2 separate regions of the Homo sapiens genome follow, and region 2 is linked to region 1. Evidence: chromatin contacts called from ENCODE Hi-C or POLR2A ChIA-PET data. All regions are on one chromosome and are shown on one strand. Each heading gives the region's core, a stretch centred on a gene start or an enhancer-like site at or near the end of the contact. The rest is flanking DNA. Distances are from core to core; before and after follow the strand shown. Region 1 overlaps SIL1 (SIL1 nucleotide exchange factor). Region 2 has its middle 27 kb from the start of SNHG4.

What was found. Hi-C counts contacts between places; a loop is a spot of excess contacts on that map. ChIA-PET counts read pairs that join two places held with the same protein, here RNA polymerase II (POLR2A). Pooled maps may share reads with other maps.
Region 2: a map of thyroid gland shows a loop between it and region 1 (2.2-fold over the local background). The contact joins two enhancer-like sites. A Hi-C loop is called at or near these places in 8 of 168 maps with a recorded cell type or tissue (adrenal gland, heart left ventricle, heart right ventricle and 5 more), 8 of 37 single-sample maps with no recorded cell type and 5 of 50 pooled maps. POLR2A ChIA-PET finds 5 or more read pairs at or near these places in 4 of 52 experiments (GM12878, Panc1, activated CD4-positive, alpha-beta T cell and 1 more).

Annotation. Positions count from the first base shown.
Region 1 is chr5:139,090,464-139,094,510 of GRCh38, reverse strand. The region is part of intron 3 of SIL1 (SIL1 nucleotide exchange factor); the gene reads left to right. Among named protein-coding and RNA genes, the nearest start is that of SIL1, 110 kb to the left of the region's middle. Within about 2 kb of position 2,455, at least 4 of the 41 ENCODE cell types and tissues checked have a DNase peak (open chromatin) inside an H3K27ac peak, as active enhancers do.
Region 2 is chr5:139,244,997-139,248,909 of GRCh38, reverse strand. No RefSeq gene overlaps it. Among named protein-coding and RNA genes, the nearest start is that of SNHG4, 27 kb to the left of the region's middle. Within about 2 kb of position 2,415, at least 3 of the 41 ENCODE cell types and tissues checked have a DNase peak (open chromatin) inside an H3K27ac peak, as active enhancers do.

The sequences.
Region 1 (4,047 bases), core at 1,206-3,705:
TTTCATATCCCTTTCCCTGCATTATTTTGCTCCTTAGCACTTATTATTTAATCTATAGATTTTACTTAGTGTTGTTTATTGTCTGTTTCCACTACTAGAATGTAAGCCCTGAGTGGACAGAGATTTTGGTCTGTCTTGCTCACATCTGGATCTTCAGAGCCCAGGGCTGTGCTTGGCTCATAACAGGTATTCAATAAAGATTGGCTAATGAATGATAGAATGAATTCTGTTGTATCACCTGTTTATTCTTAAGGTGTGTGAGGAGTTTGTGTTTAGGCCTTTGTTTCTCTTTTGAGATTTCCAGTGGTTTCCCATTCCAATGGGGACATGATTCCTATTGTTTCTTTTCCACTTTTGCTCAGCATGGAAATGAGAGTCAGGTTGGAGGTGGGTTGTACAGAAACACGATGTGTTCACTCCATCAGCAGGAAGAGCAAATAAATAGCTTCATTTACTACTTTCCTGGCAGAAATTGTTTCCGCTGCAGGTGAGGGCTGGTTTATGATGATACCCTCCCCATTTCATGTTTAAACCTGAAACATGATCCAGGACTGGCTTCCTGAGAGGAGGAACACTTATTTCTGATTCTAGTTCAGCCCATGACAGATGTGGAGTATGTGTGGATTTGAAGACAGTGGGGGAAAGCATGGGACTTTTTGATGTGGAGTAAAGCCAGAGAAGGAAAATTCATCTACTCACAGTATGTATTGAGCTTCTCTTTGCCATGCACTGAAAATTTATAGGGTAAAGATAGTGGGAATGTGGACTGGTTCAACAAATCCTGTTCAGTAGAGCCTGACATCATGTGATCCCAAGGGAATTAAATTTGGGACAAATGAAAGAAAATTTACCTCACACAGTGTGTTGTAGATACAGAGTTGAAAGGATTTAAAAGTACCTTAGAAAAATGTAATGGGTAAGGGATTGAAAGAGTTTTGAAGACCTCCATTAACCATCACGGAGAAGAACCAATCTCTTCTATCCTCAGCGCAATGGCCAGGGTATGGAGATTGTGTCAGGTTATTACCTTTTCACACACACGGACTGGGTTAGTGTGGGAAGAGAGATGGAGCTAACTGCGCTCTGAAGGATTGTGGACGGCACCTGTTCAATAACACCTGTCTCCCTGTGTTAGAACTTGATTTATCTCTGTCTTAGTACATTTTATGCTGCTGTAACAGAATAATTGAGACTGGGTAATTTCTAAAGAGCATAGATTTATTTCTTACAATTCTAGAGACTGGGATATCCAAGTTTGAGGAGCTGCATCTGTTGTGGGCCTAGTTGCTGTGGCATACGTGGCCAAAGGCATCATGTGGTGACAGAGCAGGTGCTGGAGAGAGAGCAGAATGGGGCTGAACTTGCCTTTTGTGGGGGGGAACAAAAGAGACGGAGTGTTGCTATGTTGCCTGGGCTGGACTCCTGGGCTCAAGCAAGTCCTCGCGTTTCAGCCTTCCATGTAGTTGGGAAGCTAGGACTATAGGGGCACACCACTGCACCCAGCTGGACTTGCTTTTTTAATAAACTACTCTTGCGAAAACTTACCCACTCCTGTGATAGTGACATTAATCATTCATGAGGGCAAAGCCCTCATGACCTAATCACCTCTTTCAACATTGTCACATTCAGGATTAAGTTTCCAACACATGAACTTTGGAGGCCACATTTAAACCATAGCAACCTCATAATATATTTTAAAGCTTCCATAGAATATACTTCCCAAAGAATGAAGTCATACTGATTTGAGGCCTGAACAAGGTCATTAGGAGCAACAAAATGTAAGATAAAAGGTATTTCCCTTGTGCCTGGCACTCTCCATCTCCTGTTGTTTTCATGTTCCCGTTGTCTTGAGCCCAAAGATGTAGCGGTTCTGCTTTCTGTTTTTGGTGTGGTGCCCATCATACCTGTGGTGTTCTCTGAACAAAGGCCTGTTCCTGCTGGGCACAAAAATTGGGCTGGGCTTGGGGCTATAGATTTCTTTTGGAGATAAATAAGCAGGGTATCTTGCATCCCCTTCCATTTCGCCTGTCTCAAGGAAGAGGCCAAGGGTCCCCTCTTTTTGCAAGTAAAACAGAATGTACTTTCTTAAAACGATTTAAATATCACAGTTGGGTTCAATTTATCTACAGAAATAGACTTATATAAAAGGAAAACTTACAAAGGAGAAATTTCTACCAAATAATGGGCTCCCTTTTTGTTAAAATTTTTTTCCTACCTTTTTCAAGGTCATCCAGTTTAAAGTCTGAGTGTCCAAGAAAGAAGGGAGGGGAGGCCTAGAGGGAGAAGGGAAAGTAGAAGAAACAGAAGTACTTATAGATTCTTTAGGGTAAATCTGAAGTCTTAGTGATCATATGCTTTTTATCAGTACCAGCGATGCAGCCTGCCAGGGGTTTCCCCTCCTTGACCTTTTTCTTCACCTCCTGCTCCCATACTCCCGTTGGATGGTCAGGCAAGGAGGGCTGGCCTCAAGAACCTCAGCTATTCTAAGTCCTTAGCTCTGCCTGTCTGCTGTTTCAGCCAAACTAGATGGCCTAAGATCTCACACAGTCCACTTACTCCCATTTCCAGCCTTGGTGTGAACCCTTTCCCCCATCTGCAGGGCTGTATTGCAAATTACAGCTGTGAAACAAATTGCCACCAACTTAGTGGCTTCAAACACCGTCTCATTTATTATTTCATAGTTGATGTAGGTCAGAAATCTAGGTCCTGGTTAGCCGAGTCTTCTGTTCAGGGTCTCACAGCCTGAAACCAGGGTGTTGGCCAGCCTGTGTCCCTTTCTGGTGGCTCTGGAAAAGAATCTACTTCCAGGCTCATCCAGGTTATTGCCAACATATCTTTGCAGTCACTTCCTAGAAGTCAGACTTCTGGGTCAGAGGGTAAATGCAGTTATAATTTTATTAGATGTTGTCAAATTCCCCTTTATAGGGGCTGTATATGCAAATTTCATTTCCCTAGTCTCGCCTGCAAAGTACTTACAACCTAATAGGTGGAAAGCAGTTTTCTACTGTAGTTTTATTTTATCTTTGTCATGTGATGAGCAAAGTTGAACATCTTTTCATAGAGTCAAATAGCATTGTATTTCTTTTTCTGTGACCTGCCTGTTTATATCTGTAGTCTTTTTTTTCTATTGTGTTTTTGGTCTTTTTCTCCTTATTTTTTAAAAGTTTTTTATATATTGGGGATATTAACACTCTATGATATTAAATTGCAGATACTTTACCTAGTTTGACATTTGTCTTTTTTGCTTATGATATTTTTCCATGCATTTTTATTTTTTATAAAACTTTTTATTTTTGCATAATCAAATTAATATTTTTGTGATTTCTTTTGGATTTTGAATTATAATTAGGAAAGTTATTTACTTTCAACAAGTTGTTGCCACCAACTTATAATTAGGAAAGTTATTATTTACTACTCCCAGATTATAGAGTAGTTGACCTATGCTTTCTTTTGGTACTTATATGTTTTCATTTTGTATATTTAAAGATTTAATTTGTTTGGAATTTATCTTGACATGTAGGCATAAGACATGGGGTTAATTTTTACCTTTTTCAGTATGTCTGTTGAGTTATCCCAACACTGCTTATTAAAAAGTTTGACTTGGCCAGGTGCAGTGGCTCACTCCTGTTACAATCCCGGCCCTTTGGGAGGCTGAGGTGGGCAGATGGATTGAAGCCAGGTATTTGAGACCAGTCTGGGCAACAGAGAGAGATCCTGTCTCTACAAAAAAGAAAAAAAATTAGCCAGGTGTAGTGGTGCGTGCCTGTAGTCCTAGCTACTCCAGAAGCTGAGGTGGGAGAATCGCTTGGGCCCAAGAGTTTGAGGTTGCAGTGATCATACTACTGCACTCCAGCCTGGCCGACAGAGCGAGACCCTGTCTAAAAAAGAAAGTGCTTTCCCTATAGATTTGAGATGCTGCTCTTACTGTATATTAAATTTCTGTGTGCAGTTGGGTCTGTTTTTGAATGTTCTTTTCTGCTTCATTGGTAATTCTGTCTATTCATGCACCAGTATCAAACCATTTTAATTGTAGAGGTTTTGCAATAT
Region 2 (3,913 bases), core at 1,166-3,665, 150 kb before region 1:
GACTCTCCTTATTCTCCCAATCTCTCTTGACCAACTACAAAGACAAGAAGAGCTTGGCACCCGCCAAAAAGACATCTGAATCTTGCTCATTCTTGCAGCCAAGGGCTATTCCCCAGCAGCAAGCCACATTTCCTGCAGAATCATCCATTTCTTTCACCCTTGGCTACTGAGTTTTCCTTTCTTCTTTCTTTTTCTTTTTCTTTTTTTTTTTCCTTTGAGACGGAGTCTTGCTCTTGTTGCCCAGGCTAGAGTACAATGGCGCGATCTCGGCTCACCGCAACCTCCACCTCCCAGGTTCAAGTGATTCTCCTGCCTCAGCCTCCCAAGTAGCTGGGATTACAGGCATGCACCACCACACCCGGCTAATTTTGTATTTTTAGTAGAGATGGGTTTTCACCATGTTGATCAGGCTGGTCTCGAACTCCCAACCTCAGGTGATCTGCTTGCCTCAGCCTCCCAAAGTGCTGGGATTACAGGCGTGAGCCACCGCATCTGGCCCAGCTTTCCTTTTTCCTGTCCTTTCCTTCTGCCCCCCTTGCCTAAAGCTTTCCCTTTCGGAGCCCTGTCTCTTCCCCTCTCATTCATTCCTCTTGTTCCAGATCTCTGATCTTTATATACCTCCCCTTCTCCTTTCCCTCCTTCCCTCCCTCCATAAAGCAATAGCCTTGCTCTTTCCTCCCTAGATTGAAGGGCAGTAGTGTAGTAAAACAAATCGCTATCAACAAAAGTACATTTCCACAGTATTCATCCCCATGCCTCTGAGAAGATTTATCAGGGTCTCTCACCCTGCACTGTTATGTAAATATAATCTAACAGAAATATGATATCTAAGGAGTCTGAGGATAAAGTCTCCATAAAAACTATCAATTACTCACTGTGGCTTGGGTTTGGTTAACTCACTCACTGCCTTGCCTGGCTCCTGCCTTTCCCCATCTTGGGGGACAACTTGACAGGTGGTGACAGCTTATAAAAGATGCTTTCTGCTTCCTTGGGCCCTAGGAGGTCATCTGGAGGATCAAATGTTTGCAAAGTGCTTGAGAAATTATAAAGTGCTACATAATTCAAGGGTATCATTATTTCTATTGTCATGTGGGCTGTCTCTATGCCTCTTTGATTTGACAGATGTCTGCTCTGCCTGCAAGCCTCAGCTAACCCCATGCTTGGGTATCTATAGCCTCCTTTTGCCTGCCTGCACCTATAAGCATTACTATCTGATTTCCCTCTTTCTAGGTAGTCCCTGGGAACCCTGGAATCACATTGATGTCTGTTTGTCCTAATAGTTGAATAGGAAGATAAGCTGTTGATGGGGCTGAGAATCCTCTGAGTAGCCCTCCACATTTCCACCCCGGAGAGTGGGGCAGGTATAGAAAGGGACGGAGAACTAGAAGGGAGGCTAGAGTTGAAGCCAGACCCCAGAGCAGCTGTGCCAAGGGCCTCAAGATTGCATGTGCTGCCCTAGATTACTCAGGGGGCTGTGCTCAAAGAGGCCTACACTGCCCTCTGTTCCCAAGACAGGAAGAGGAGCCTGGCAGTTAAAGGCCCAGGATGTGAGTCCTGGGTTTAAGCCCCAGTTCTGCTACTTTTCTCTTTTTTTTTTTTTTGAGACGGAGTCTCGCTCTGTCACCCAGGCTGGAGTGCAGTGGCGAGATCTCGGCTCACTGCAAGCTCCGCCTCCCGGGTTCACGCCATTCTCCTGCCTCAGCCTCCTGAGTAGCTAGGACTACAGGCGCCCGCCACTGCGCCCGGCTAATTTTTTTGTATTTTTAGTAGAGACGGGGTTTCACCGTGTTAGCCAGGATGGTCTCGATCTCCTGACCTTGTGATCCGCCCATCTCGGCCTCCCAAAGTGCTGGGATTACAGGCGTGAGCCACCGCGCCCGGCCGAGCTCTTCTACTTTTCACATTTCCTCTCACTTTTCTTATTTGCCAGATGCCGGTGATAATGGTATCTGTATTAGAGTTGTTGTAAGGAATAAATGAGACAGACTTGTGAAGACCTTAGCATGGAGCAAAACCATTTTGTTGTTTTAAGCGTCAATCAGAATGCTTTCTAGATCATGTGCCTTGCCGGTCAAAGATCTGGCCATGAGGGTACAGAACTTGCCTGGTCACCTTTCCTAGGAAAGGGCCCTTAGATGTGGGTTGTGTCCATTCCCCCTTGGGATCAGGCTGCTTTAACCCAGCAGCCCCTAGGGGCTGCAGTTTAGGTACTGTAGGAGGCAATAGAAAGGCAAGAAGAGATTGGGGGAGGTGGGTGTCTCTTATGTAGAAATGTCAAGAGTCAGAGCTGAAAGTGAGGGAGGTGGCGGGGGTGGGGGGAGGAAGGAAGAATATAGGATGTCTCTAAGCTGCCAGAATCCGGATGGGGCTGCAACTCTGGGGCCCTGGCACTTCCTGCCACCCCCAGTCTTGGGAATGAGTCACTAGAGGGAGGAGTGCTGGAGCCATCATGCTCGGCCCACAGAGCATCGGGTTCTGTTCCCCAAAAGAGGACTGGTGGGAGGCAGAGGGAGATCCAGAGCTTAGGGGCCAAGGGGAGCTAGTCCAGGGGAGAGGGCAGGAATTCCTAGGGCTCAGTTCACCTATTGCAAGGCCAGGGAGGCAGGCCTTATCTTCTACCTCCTGTGCCAGCTTCATTCCCCATCCTGGCCATGAAAAATCAACCTACAATTTCTCTTCTGATTTCTGCCTCTGCCTGTCCTGAGTAAACTCTATCCAGTTTTCTCCAGAGAGGGCTGTTTCATATCCTTCTGGTTACCCATAGTAGGGGAGGGGACAAGGGTCTACTCTGCCCTTTTCCACCTGGCTGACTCTTAAAGTCTCCTCCCCTTTCAAAGCCTTTCTCTCTGCTTCTGAACAACCTGCCCATGACTCTGTTTTGGCCCTTAGCTTATTTATGGGGATTTTTATTCCAGAAATGCCTTATACCTCAGCCTTCCAGCTTCTTAGTCAGGGTCTTCCTTATGTCCTTAGAACACAGCCAAATGTTAGGCATAAATGTATGGATATAGCATTGGCCCACAAATATTGTTTTTTCTTCCTCACTCCTTTAATTGTTGGCATTCCTTGGCTCTTCTTTATAGTTTTCATTTACTGAGCACCTACTATGTGCCAGATGACTTTACATATTCATGTATTTAATCCTCAAAATGACCTAATACATATTTTACAGATGAGAAAACTGAGCTCAGTGAGGTTAAGTAACTTGTCCAAGGTTACATAGTCAGCAGGTGGCAGAAATGAGATTTGACAGCAAAGCCCTCACTTTTTTGTTTTGTTTTAAAAAGCTATTGGCTGGGCGCAGTGGCTCACACCTGTAATCCCAGCACTTTGGGAGGCCGAGGTGGGCGGATCACGAGATCAAGAGATTGAGACCATCCTGGCCAACATGGTGAAACCCCATCTCACTAAAAATACAAAAAAAGACCAGGCATGGTGGCTCACGCCTGTAATCCCAGCACTTTGGGAAGCTGAGATGGGTGGATCACAAGGTCAGGAGTTCAAGAACAGCCTGGCCAAGATGCTGAAACCCCGTCTCTACCAAAAATACAAAAATTAGCCAGGCATGGTGGCACGCGCCTGTAATCTCGGCTACTCGGGAGGCTGAGGCAGGAGAATCACTTGAACCCAGGTGGCAGAGGTTGCAGTGAACTGAGATGGAGCCACTGCACTCCAGCCTGGGCGACAGAGTAAGACTCCGTCTCAAACAACAACAACAACAACAACAAAATACAAAAATTAGCTGGGCGTGGCGGCATGCGCCTGTAGTCCCAGCTATTCGGGAGGCTGAAGCAGGAGAATTGCTTGAACCCGGGAGGCGGGGGTTGCAGTGAGCTGAGATCGTGCCACTGCACTCCAGCCTGGTGACAGAGGGAGACTGTGTCTCAGAAAATAAAACAAAACACCAAGAAAA